Linked DNA regions of Homo sapiens: region 1 is linked to region 2. A link is a loop called in an ENCODE intact Hi-C map of the cell type or tissue named here. Cell type or tissue: IMR-90. All regions are shown on one strand. Each heading gives the region's core, and the rest is flanking DNA. Links, peaks and the distances in the headings are about the cores only.

Evidence for each region. Hi-C counts contacts between places; a loop is a spot of excess contacts. Peaks named below come from ENCODE experiments on the same cell type or tissue, not always from the same donor. Only the 100,000 strongest peaks of a DNase experiment are listed, where the experiment ranks them.
Region 1: it touches region 2 in a loop (4-fold over the local background); 13 of 110 quality-filtered maps call a loop at or near these places.

What each region holds. Positions count from the first base shown.
Region 1 is chr7:78,218,276-78,224,735 of GRCh38, forward strand. The region is part of intron 10 of MAGI2 (membrane associated guanylate kinase, WW and PDZ domain containing 2); the gene reads right to left. Among named protein-coding and RNA genes, the nearest start is that of DDX3ILA1, 230 kb to the left of the region's middle. In IMR-90, for the core only: no CTCF peak of the experiment used is centred there; a DNase peak (open chromatin) is centred at 3,896; H3K27ac peaks cover 817 bases.
Region 2 is chr7:78,131,022-78,137,481 of GRCh38, forward strand. MAGI2 (membrane associated guanylate kinase, WW and PDZ domain containing 2) reads right to left here. Exons shown (of 22, transcript NM_012301.4): 17 at 4,000-4,185; 18 at 1,868-2,039. Among named protein-coding and RNA genes, the nearest start is that of DDX3ILA1, 140 kb to the left of the region's middle. RefSeq lists enhancers at 3,449-3,950, 3,951-4,450. In IMR-90, for the core only: a CTCF peak has its summit at 3,466; a DNase peak (open chromatin) is centred at 3,410.

The DNA.
Region 1 (6,460 bases), core at 2,585-5,084, 88 kb after region 2:
CAGATGTACATACGAGGGCTTCCCACTGAATCATCATGGAGCTGATGACAATCACTAGAAGTGATGTAAATCTTTCAGAGAAGGGGAAAATCAGCACTTAAACTCACTAGTAGTTGACTTCTAAACTAAATAACACCATGTTTTATTTTGGTTTTAATCTTAGAAAAACAGTGAAGGCAGGGGCCATGCTTGTTAATAATTGTATTGTTAACAAGCATATTGTTAACAATTAACTTTTAGTGATACCACAATATTTTTCAGCTGAATTGAATTCAATTAAGTTGACAGCTTATTTTTGAACAATTTCCCATCTTCAAGTCACTTAACAAAGAAGCCTGCAAACAATGTTGGCTTTCAGGTTTCTAAAGAGAAACAGGGTTTGAAAAAGTATGAGCCACCTCTGTCACCTGCATATGACAAAGGAAGTGTGTTTGTGTCACCTGGACCCACCTAGGGACTCTGTGGGTCTGTTTTGCTTTCTGAAGCTGCATTAGTAGCGTGGGGCTCATTCTCAGCTTGGATTCTTCACACAGCGTCAGTGGGGACTAATCTAGGTTTTTTCCTAATGGAATTAACAAGTCGAGAACCACACTTTACAGCCCAACAGCGCCTCTTCACAGCTGGCACCTGCTCATACCGAACCTGGTGCTTCATCATAGCCGACATTTTGTGCCTCTTCTGTCCTCGTCTACCTCCCACGTGAAGGGGAACTGGAACATTATCTTCTTTGCTATGGATGAAGGTCAAATTGTGTCTCTAATGGCTGCTCTGGCTGACTGGGCTGCTCTGATTAATGATGACTAATGTTTTACAGAGGATCGTGGAGAACGTGCCTCGTCTACCTTCCTAATGAGATAAGGGTTCACTCCTGAGTCCTTATTTTCTCACTTTATACACGTTCCCTTGGGGTCTCCCTCTCTCTCATGGTTTTAGCTTCTGTCTGCAGGAGAGGAATTGGTAGTGCTGTGTTTCTAAGCCTGACCTCTGCTACTTACACTAAGTGCCCCTCACTTCTCTCTCAACGATTCCCTCACTCATTCATTTACTTATTCATCATTAAATGCATATTGATTGAATGGCTACTGCAGGCCCAGCACTGTCTATCTGGACAGCTTACCAAGACAAAGGTATGACTTCATTTTGCTGAATCTGCTACACCTGCTTCCTCCATCTGCACCCACTTTTCTCTTCTCACTGAGGCATTCTCCTGGGTTGAGTTCATTTTATCCTCAGGGCCTCTCGTACTACTGAAAACATCTAATCTCCTTCTAAATCAGCCTTGTCCTTCCCCCCCACCGATGTCAAGACCAACTGTTCAGCTGTATTTACACTGACTATTCTACAGGGCCCACAGACTCACATCCAATAATGAATGTAATCTCTTCCCCCACAACTTGCCCTTCTCCAACAGTCATGGTGCTATAGCAAACCATTCTCCAATCCAGAAACCTGGGGCTCATTGCAAATTTGTCCATTCCATCCTCCCTTTCACATTCTGTCATTCCTTGATGTCGCTGGTATTGACCTCTTCTCTCGACTCTTGCTTCCTACTATTTGATTCAGAGCCCCAGTACCTCAGAACTTCTTGCCTATAGTACTGTAAATGACTTCTAACTATTCCTTCCTTTCCTCTATTCCTGTCCTGCCCAATCCATTCTTTCCATTGCTGCTAGAGGAATCTTTGTAAGGCACAAATTTGAGCATAGTACTTCTCTTTTCTTCTATAGTGGTGTCCTATTTGCTGCAGAATGGAGTCCAAACTCCTTATTATACAACCTACTCCATGACCTGGCCCTGCCTGCAGCTCCAGCCCCACTGCTTACAAAGTTCCACCTCAGAGCCCTCTGTCTGTCTGCCCCACTCCATTTGCAGCTCTCAGAACACCTGGGCTGTGTGACAACTCTATCTTTGCCCTGCTGGGCCCATTTCTACCTAGAACTCCTACCCCATCCTGATTGCCTGGCACGAAGTTACCTCTTTATAATTCTTATCTCATGCACCACCTCTGAAATGCTGTCACCACTCTTTCTCTTCCTGGTAGAACTGACCAATCTTGCCGTGTCCCCCCACCCATGGTACCCTGGCTGCACTCTCATCACAGCACCTGGAACACACCAGGACACTTCATTGTTATGTGCCTTGGGCTAAGTAGATTATAAGCTTCTTGAGGGCAGGGGCAACATCCTGTTTGTCTTTGCATCCCCAGTGCCTACCAAAGTGACATGTATGTAAAGAATGCTTGCTAAGTAAATAACAGGGCTATTTATCCTGAAAGGGAATTCTGTAGTTTGATACTTTGGTTTTTTAAAAATTATTTTTGTTAGTTTGATCAGTATATTCTATTTCCCTTTAACGGAAGATAAAACCAGCTTATATTTTAGCATAAGACACACATTAAGTAACTTGACCATGAGAAAAATAATAGAGTGGACTGGAGCAAACATTTGCCCAAACGCATCCATTTTTACAGAGGTGGAAGCGGAGCAATTTAATGATGTACCATGAAATCACGTCAATAATTAATGGCAGAATTGGGACAATATTCCTGTTCAGTACCTTATTGTCCTGCTGTGTTAGGAAAACAAACTTTATTGAGCTTTGACTGTGTGCCAGGCACTGCTTTGGTCATTTGTAGACATTTTATGCCATAATCTCAGCAGATAGGTGCAGCTGCCGGGTTTACAACCCATATGTTGTGTTTACCCCTCCCACCTCTCTAAGGCTACCGTACCTGTACTGAGCACACACGTTTCTTCCTTGGCTCACTATGCCATGTTGCCAGGTCACTTTTCTGATCTTTAGCATGTCATGAATTTCCTCCTGAGCCTTCCTGGATTCTTGAGCTTGACTATGCTAACTCCCCTCTAAAGTCTCCTCTTTCCCATCTATGGCTTTGTCAGATTTAAATTCCCAGGACAGGTTCAACAGTCTATTTTTCCTTTGCTAGTGTATTCTGGCCTCTCTTGTGGCTTTCTCATCAGGATGACTGCTCCCCACATGGCAGACCCTTAGTTCTCTTCCGCCTGTTGTCCAACTTTTCCATTTACTCATGAAGCAGCATTGTGCCCCAGACACCTCTTTCTCACTATGTGAAAACCATCAAAGGGTTTATTGTCTCAAATTAACTTAGGTTGTGAGATCTCAGAACTGTTTAGAGAACTAGACTAACTTTATTGTTTAGAATGAAAAGATAATTATTTAGCATGATGCTGTGGGAAGCTGAGAGTGGCCAAAACTATGACCAAAAGGTGAAGAACAGAGTAAAAGTACAGACAGAGTAAAAGAGGACATTAAAGCAATGGCCAATTTGATATTTACAAAGATTTGGGGAAATCCATATCGCTCATATTATTTGCATATTCACATATTCAGAAAATGTGGACAATAGAATATTATTAATGACAGTTAGATAAAAACTTAATTTAAAAATACCAAGGCCAGGTGCAGTGGCTCACACCTATAATCCCAGCATTTTGAGAGGCTGAGGTGAAAGGATCGTTTAAAGCCAAGAGTTCAGGACCAGCCTAGGCAACTAGGCAACACAAGGAGACCTTGTCTCTATATTGCCTAGGCTGGTCTTGAACTCTTGGCCTTAAACGATCCTTTTGTTTAAAAAATAAGAACATTAGCTGGGCATTGTGGTGTGTGCTTATAGTCCTAGCTATTTAGGAGGCTAAGGTGGGAGGATCGCTTGAGCCCAGGAGTTTCAGGCTGTAGTGAGCTATGATTGCATGACTGTACTTCAGCCTGGGCGACAGAGCAAGATCTTGTCTCTTAAAAAATCAAATATGCAAAACATAGCTCTTTGAAAAGCGCTGGACATTCAGGAGAGATGAGAGGTTTATGCTGGGTTTAATATGTTGGGAATGCACATCATTCTGTGTCTTCTTACACAAGAATGTGCCTGAAATATGCCCCATTCCTCGAGGGTTTCAGTTTAGTAAACCACGTGTTTTATGGGATAGCAAAAAATTGATGTTGATTTTTCTCTTCAGCAGCTGTTTCAACTCCTGTACACAATCTATCAGTAAGTTCTCTAGCTTGCCAGCTTCATGAGCTCTATGGAGAAAAATAACACAGAACAAGGAAAAATGAAAAACTGCAAACAATAAGTCACATTTCCTGGGTCCTTATTCTGGCAGGCACTTCACATCATGCCATTTAATCCTCACAACAACCACGTGAAGTAGGTTCTCTTAGCATCCCATTTTACAAATGAAGTAACTGCAGATTTAGAGATGAAAAGTAACTTACCCCCAGTCACACAGTCACTAGGTGGCAGAGCTAGGATTTTAAAACTACTTTTGAACCTAAGGTTCTTAATCATTGTTTGTTTTACTGCCCCCAAACACAGTAGGGTTTGAAAATGGCCAAGTGTGAATCTATGAAGGCCCCATCTCTGATTGCTAAGAAAACTAACAGTCACTTTATGTAGAGTCCAAGCTTTGCCATCTGATGCTTCTTAACACATAGGTCCTGTACTGTTGCAGGAAACTTCATGAGCTAACAAATGAAAAGCCAGAAAAGAGAATTTCCTTAGATTAAGAGGGAATTTATACCCAGAACATGGATATTTCTCAAGCCAAAAGGAAAACCAAATAATTAACACTGAGTGAAAAGTGTAATGAAAAGCAAAAATCAAATCAAACCACACCCATAAAAGTTACCCAGGGCTGAAGAGATAAATCAGAAAATAAACAGAAGAAAAATTGTCTCCCTCATGAAACATGGTTATGGGGGGATACTCTGAACAACACAGCTGTCAATATTTCTGTGGATCATAAATAGCCTCTCAATTGTCTGGGCAGTCAAAGGTGAACTGCTCCTGTCTCTGTCTGTTCATACCACAGTTTCTAGGTGTGCGGGTATCACACCTGGGCTTTCATCTTTTAAGACTTTTGAGTTCTAAGCCTGTATGTTTCTTCCTTTACATCAGTCTTCCTTTTAGGAAGATTAGAAAAACATGTATGTTTTCTCACTTTGTTCCCCAGACCATTTGTTCTTTCATTTTTCTTAAAATGCTCTCCACTTTTAAGAGCTTTCTGTACTAAAAAAAAAGTGCTCTCACATACTTGACCTACAGGTTTGAAGAACCACCCAGAGATATATTTAAGAGTTAGCTTTGAGATTTCTGAAAATAGAAATTATATTCTTAAAGTACTTGTAAAGAGGGAAGACATAAATAGTGGTGACAGCAATCCAATTTAGGGGAGAGGATAACTACCTCAAAAGTTCTGAAACTTTAAAGAAATATTAACAAGTTATGTTATCAAATAGTTCAAAGAAATAGTAACCAATAAACTGAAAATTTCAAAATATTAATATACTAAATAATCAAAAATAACCATTAAAAATGTTGATAAGGACTTAACAAGATAATTTACCTCACCAAAACCATTTACTGTAATGCCACAAGCCTCCCTATTTTATGATTTATGGCCAATATTTTATACTGCCCCTTTTTTTTCACAATGAAAACAGATTTATGGTATAAAAGCTAGTAGAAACCCAGAAGAGAATTTATGCATTTTTGAATCCAAAACTAAAAAGGGAACAGATGAGTATAAAATATCACTATTATATTCATCATCATTATTGTCTATTTTTATTAAAGCCACTGCTTTTCCCAGGCATGTAGGGCACTTTTAAAATAAAATTGCTCCATGTTTAAGCTTACCGACTTGGTACAATTGACTTGCAGAAGCAATTGCTCTCCTGAACATTTATTATCCCTTGGACCAAAATCATGTAAAGCCTTGGACTGCTTGATTCAAAGGCAAATGTTAGGGTAACGCTTTCTCATTCTCAATTCTACAGAGTACGTAGATTTCATTGTGAAATAGAATGGTTTGTTCAGTTGGCATTTTTGGAGTTTTGGATTGATTTGCCTCATCTGGGAATTGGAGTACAGGAGCAATGAACAATGTAGAATTTATGCAGAAACCAAACATTTTATTTATTTTATTTTCTTTAGGATGATTAAAAGTAAAGTTTTTACCTATGTGACTTGTGAGGTGAGTTATCAGGTTGTGTGGGAAAAAAGCTCTCCACTCGTTAGTCTTCGTACTCACTTAGTTTTACACAGTGAGTTATAAGTGCTCTTTTTTTGACCAGGCGCGGTGGCTCATGCCTATAATCCCAGCACTTTGGGAGGCTGCGGTGGACAGATCACTTGAGGTCAGGAGTTTGAGACTAGCCTGGCCACCATGGGGAAACCCTGTCTCTGCTGAAAACACAAAGATTAGCCGGGCATGGTGGCGTGTGCCTGTGGTCCCAACTACTTGGGAGGCTGACGCAGGGGGATGGCTTGAGCCCAGGAGGTGGAGGTCGCAGTGAGCCAAGATCAAGCCACCACATTCCAGCCTGGGCAACAGAGTGAGACTCTGTCTCAACAACAACAACAGCAACAACAACGTAAATTTTTTTTTTTTTTTTTCACCAAATAGTTCCCCTTTTTGTT
Region 2 (6,460 bases), core at 2,221-4,720:
AATCTGACTCTGGAAAGGAGAATGGAATGTGGCTGCGAGATTAATCGACAGTGGCAAGAAGAGTCTGAAGCTGGCTCGGGGACTGCTGGGGTGCTCAAGTCCTTCCTCTTGAGTCTAAGATGAATTCTGGGGAAAGCCAGTGCAATCTGTTGAAGTGATAGATGTTGAGAGCAAACCCATCTGGGGCTCATTACTGAGACACTCAGGACCTACCCTTCTTAGGGATTGTCAAATTCTCACCTCTGCATCATTTGCTTTATGGGGCTTTTCTCTTCCTTGCGTATATTTAAAAACATAAGCAGCTGAGGACAATCAGACATTTACTTTTCTATGAAAGCAAATGGGAAATCAGTAGAATAAGGCTTTGTAGAAATACCACCTGTGGCACAGGGAACACAGTTTACTTTGCAACAATGTGAATGATGAACCCAGAGAGTTCTGGGAATCAAAAACAGAGTCTCACTTCATCTTCGCCATCATGGGAGGAGAGGGATGGGAAGCAGATGTTCAGAAAACATTAGAATCATTAAAAAGGCCAGTGAGGGGTTTATATGCAGAGGTGTTTCTGTGAGTTGTTCTGTTTTTGTTTGTTTGTTTCCCACGGAAAGCGAGAAAGCATCATGGGAACATGTCTTCATCTTTCTCTTTAATGGCTGAACCCAACCCAGGCTCCCTGTTATATACAAGTCACAATAAGAAGACAATGTTGTTCTTATGACAGTCTTTTTCTGGAAGTTCAAAGTGTCTTATTCATTAGTCTATGATGCCTATCTCTAATGCTATGTGTGGAATAGAAGAACCTCATTAGATTGTGGGTAGGAGGATGTAAGGTTGTTATAATCAGTAAAAATGCTAATTTATTTTATTTTTGAGACAGAGTCTCACTCTGTCATCCAGGCTGGAGTGTAATGGGAACGTTCTCAGCTCACTGCAACCTCCGCCTCCTGGGCTCAAGTGATTATCCTGCCTCACCCTCCCAAGTAGCTGGGACTACAGGCGTGTACCACCACAACCGGCTAACTTTTGTGTTTTTTGTAGAGGTGGGGTTTCACCACGTTGCTCAGGCTGGTCTTGAACTCCTGGGCTCAAGCAATCCTCACACCTCGGTTTCCCAAAGTGCTGGGATTATAGGCGTGAGCCACCACACTGGCTGCTAATATTTACTAATGCCTACAAATCCTTCAACATTCTCCCTACCTCCACATCATCATCATTCTCTGAGCCATGACTTTTGTGGTTCAATGGACGTCTGCAGCCACCTCCTAACTGCTTAACCTGCATTCACCCTGCCAGCCTCCTGTCTGCGCTCTGCAGGGCAGACCGAGAGGCCTTCTTATAAAGCAAATCCAATGATAGCAGTCCTCAGCTGAAGACCCTTCAATGACTTCCCGCTGCACTTAAAGATCAAAACATTAAGTAAGCATGCTTACAAGGCCCTTTAGGGTGGGCCCCAGCCACCCTCACTGGCTTCATCTCACATCATACTCTTCTCCTTCTGCCACCCCATATATTGGCCGCATTTCCATCGTGCATACTGCAGGCTTGCGCCTGCCAGGGGGCCTCTGAGTAAGTTCTTCACTCTGGACTCTCTTTAACATGCTCTTCAGCTGTTAAGCCCTACTCATCTGCAACTGCTCACCATTTCTGCAGGAAAGCATCTCTCTTTGTGAAGGACAGACACTCAGCTATCTTTACTAATAAAACCATATCTATAACACACACAACCTCGAAATCACACAAAGGTATGCACGGCGATTTCTACTTTATAAAAGTCTCTCTCTCTGCCTGTCCTGTGCTGTCCCCAAATACTCCCTCCTTTCCCCACCCTATCACCTCTCAGAATCACAAAAGTCAGAGGAAATTTTACCTATTTTCGTGTCCTTGCAGCTGAAGTGGTTGAGGTGGTGCTGGCTGGGCGATGGGGCTGTTGGGGGTGGCTGGGCTTGGCTGGGCCAGGGGACTCTGCTGTGCCAGGGGACTCTGCTGCGCCATGGGACTCTGCTTCTCTGAGCTGGGTGCCGAGGTGGGGCTGTTGAGCTCTGCGATGGAGAACCAAAGCGGCAGATGCAGTCAGGTTAGTGTTGATAAGGGGAAAGAAGTGACTAGAGGCAGTGACTTTGCCTCTGCTGATGGCTCAGGCTTTGGTTATTTCCGTTTCTGCTAGGTTTTTAGATAGCAGGTTAATCTTATCAAGTTCTAATACCATTTCTGATATTTGTATTCTTTCATTAATGATCACTGCAGAACAAGGCTATGAACAGTATCTTGTCATTCTGCCAGAAGAAAAGATTACCAAAAAACCTCATAAAACTATGAAAAAAATTATTCAAAGGACTAAGCTCTAAAACATACTCTATTTTTGCAGCATCGCTTGCTGAGAGAAAATGGATCCGCCACCAGTTTTTGCTTGTAATAAACAGCCTGAAGAGTCTTCCAAAGTGTGGATAAGGAATGAACCATAAAAAGAAAAATGTTTTTTACAATCTTTTCCTCATCCCTTGTCAGTCTTATTGCCTCATAGCCCACTGGACTCCACACTTTTCCAGAAAGAAGAAAGAACCCTGGACACAGGAAGAGTCACAAAACTATTCTATTAAATAATTGCTTCTGGAATTCTTTGCTAATAACATCAAATTTTCAACTGAAATTGACTCTATATATTGGAATAAGGGCCCAACAGACACATTCCAGACTCAGAAAACTGAGAAGCGTTTAGATTTTCAGCGAGCAATCTTGTTTGCAGTTAATTTCCATTGAATAGCTTATACATGTTGGTGTCTGGAGATAGTAGGTTATAAAGCAGCATGGCCATTTTCTTTTCTCTCTCTCTTTTTTTGATTGGGTAAGAAAAGGGAGGTGATCTATTAGCATTCCCCTATGAACTCTTCTTCCCCCCCCTTTTTTCCCCACAGTCCAAATCTTTTAATTCCTTCTCCATTTATATCAGGGTTTCCCAGACTCAGCACTGTTGGCATTTTGGGTGGGGTAATTCTTTCCTGTGGACGGCTGTCCTGTGCATTTTAGGATAGTTGGCAGCATCCCTGGCCTCCACCCCCTAGATGCCAGCAGCATGCCCACCTCAATCAAGACAGTCAAAAATGCCTCCAGACTTTACCAAATGTCCCTTGGGGGGACAAAACCACCCCCGTTGAGAACTACTGTTTTATATTTAAAGTCAAGTGGCTGTTTAGCCATTTGCTGCCTACATGTCAGATAATCCTAAAATGGAATTGGGGGCTGAATAAAACAGAGGGTACCAAGTTGAGTGAGCCCATCAGCCTCTGTGTGGGACACTCATCAGTGAGCTCCAGAAATGGAATTCTTCAATATCGTTGATGAGTCAGCAGCCAGAAACTAGTCATGAACCCACTGTCTCTGGAAATGGTGAATTTTTGGTGCAGTGATGTTCACAGCTCCATGACCCCTTAGGGCATGGTTATGAATTGTGATGTTCACTACTCTTTTGAGCCTCAGGGGGGAGTCCTTGTACAGACAAATTCAAAAGGCTCAGTGGGAATTTTAAATTCTTATCAGATGCAACATTTTCTAAATGAGCTCTCCTTATACCACAAAACTTCACGTTTTCAAAATCAATCTGACTTTGAGGAATCCTCTAGAGATTTACTGTTAACATAAATTTTTTTTTTCAGATTTGTAACTCTGTCACCTCTGTTGAATGAATTCTGACTTAATATAACCATAAAAGTGGGGGCCCACAGGGAATGATTGAATAACCTGGCGTCTTGGAATTCACACTATTTAGCCTGCAATGTCACATAGCTTGACCTCTGAATGAAACAGGTACTGAGTAAACAAGATATGGATTGCAACTGAGTGTGAGTTTTTGCAAAAGTGGAAATAATAATCAACCTCTGACACTCTGACACCACAGTGACGGCAGGCAGGTGCACTCCGCGACCCTGGCGGGCAGGCTGAGAACACCCGGTGAGTGTGTCCATGTGTTGGCCGCCTCTCTGCAAGGCTGCCTCAGGCACTCACCCTCCTGAGGAATGATGCGAAGGGTGACACTAAGACCTGCATCCTTGATGAGCTTCACGATGTCAGCGTGAGGCATGTTGATGATAGACTGGCCATTCACTGCTAGGATCCGGTCTCCCACTTTTAGTTTTGCACAGCGATCTGCAGGACTCCCATCAATGATGCGTCCGATTTTATGGGGCACAGCTAAAAAAACCCCAACAGAAATAGGTATCAGGGACATCACCAATACATGTTCTTTCAGTCCCAGCCCCAAAGGAAACAATGAAATGTCAGAATTCCTTCCTTCGTCAGTGTATTTGCCTTTTGAAATCACACTAATTTCTATCAAATGGGGTCCTGTGCATACTACTGAGACCAAAGTTTCTAAATTCAAGTCCTTTGCAGTGATAGGCCAATTCCAAACACAGACCAGGGGTTCTCAAACTTTGGGGTGATCATAATTAACCTAGAGTTAAAAAGACAGCTATTTGGGCCTTACTGGGGACTGTCTGAGTTAGAATGTCCAGGCAGGAGGCGAGGACCATGAATTTCTAAGAAGCTCCTAGGGAGATTCCAATATATATGAGTGTTTGAGGACCACATAGAACTTTGTGCCCCATGAGCTCATATTCTAGGGACAATAATCAATAATTTAAGAAAGCTACAATAAATGCCAGAAATTCAATTTCTATCCTTTTATTATTTTATTGAGAGGAGAAAACAAGGAAGGAAAGAAATATGTGTTAAATGGGTAGTAGCCACTTGGTAAAGAAGTTATAACCACCTTCCCACTCATGTACTAAGCTATAAAGGTTGGTGTGTTGTCACATCTTACCTCTTCTTTTTGATTTACTTTTACATGGTGCTGATATCTTGCTAATGTCTGATACATAATGCATTTATTCAAATCTACAATGCCATGGATGGTAAGACACACCTTTATTTTATATGCCACGGGAAAAAAAATAAAAAGAAACACTGCTAACTAAATAATGATGCTCCATTGATTATAAGATGCTCTCCAACTGTCAAAATATTAAAATATAAAAATGTTTAGGATTGGTAAAATGTTATACGTCTTTTAAAAACAATGTACACTTCTTTTCTTTCTTTCTTCTTTTTTTTTTTTTTGAGATGGAGTCTCACTCTGTCGCCCAGGCTGGAGTGCAGTGGCGCGATCCTGGCTCACTGCAAGCTCTGCCTGCCTCCTGGGTTCACGCCATTCTCCTGCCTCAGCTTCCCGAGTAGCTGGGACTACAGGCGCCCGCGACCACGCCTGGCTAATTTTTTTGTATTTTTAGTAGAGTCGGGGTTTCACCGTGTTAGCCAGGATGGTCTCGATCTCCTGACCTCATGATCCGCCTGCCTCGGCCTCCCAAAGTGCTGGGGTTACAGGCTTGAGCCACCATGCTCGGCCTATTTTCTTTTTACTGTTTATTTATATGTGTGAGGAGAGCCACACACATGGGAATACAGATTTTTCCTAGAAGGTTGACTTCAGTGTAAATGTTTAAGTACCTACCAAGATAACTATTTATGGGGTGGACATCAATAGTATACCCTGTGTAAACCCCCTCAAGGAGTTTACCAAACTAGAAGCCTATTCCCTTTCCATTCTCCCTTCAAGACTGTGAGCCCCAGCTCAGAAACCTGTCAATAACTCTGTGTTGTTGCTCTCCCTATGGAATCAGGTACTGCTTTGATCTGTAGAAATATGCAAAAACACAACCCACCATTCAGTATGTTTCAGGGATGTCTAGTCCTTGAACTCTCAATCTTGCACATGCTTTACAGCGAAAGGCAGAACATTAGCTAATAACCATGGCAAGGAAGGACAATTAGTGATTTAATGAGCCAGTACCTTGTTCATTCTTCTATTGTGAAAGGTTATAGATAGCATATGAAAATATTGGCTGAGCCTGTGTCCCTGAAGTGAAACTCATCATGTTGGAAACTAAAACATGTTTTTATATACCATAAGCACTAATGGCTTCAATTAAGAACACCTTACATAGAGCATGCTAATGATCATCTTAGAATCTTAGGACAATCAATGTTTTTTCAAGTAGAAATATAAGAACTCATTAATTTACTGACTTTAAAAAAATGATGTAGGCATTGCAAGGTATTTAGGGTTGCAATTATAATTAGGGTGAACTTTAGTTCCTGTTTTTGCCCCCTTTCATGTTCAACAGTGTCTCGGAATGAATGGTTCATCAATGATTTGGTCTCCCTGGCCATAATGTGTATATTGTTATCTGTCCCGTGACCTCTGCAAAATTACCTAACTTCTCTGAGTCTGTTTTTCGACAGTAAAATTGGTATACTAATAGCATTGACTTCACAGACTGCATCTGAGAATTAAATGAGTTATCATATGTAAAGCGAGTAGAACAGTGCCTGATGTGTGAGAACTGATCTATAAGTATTAACTGTCATTCTTTTTATTACTATTATCTTTTAAATATTTCTGATATCA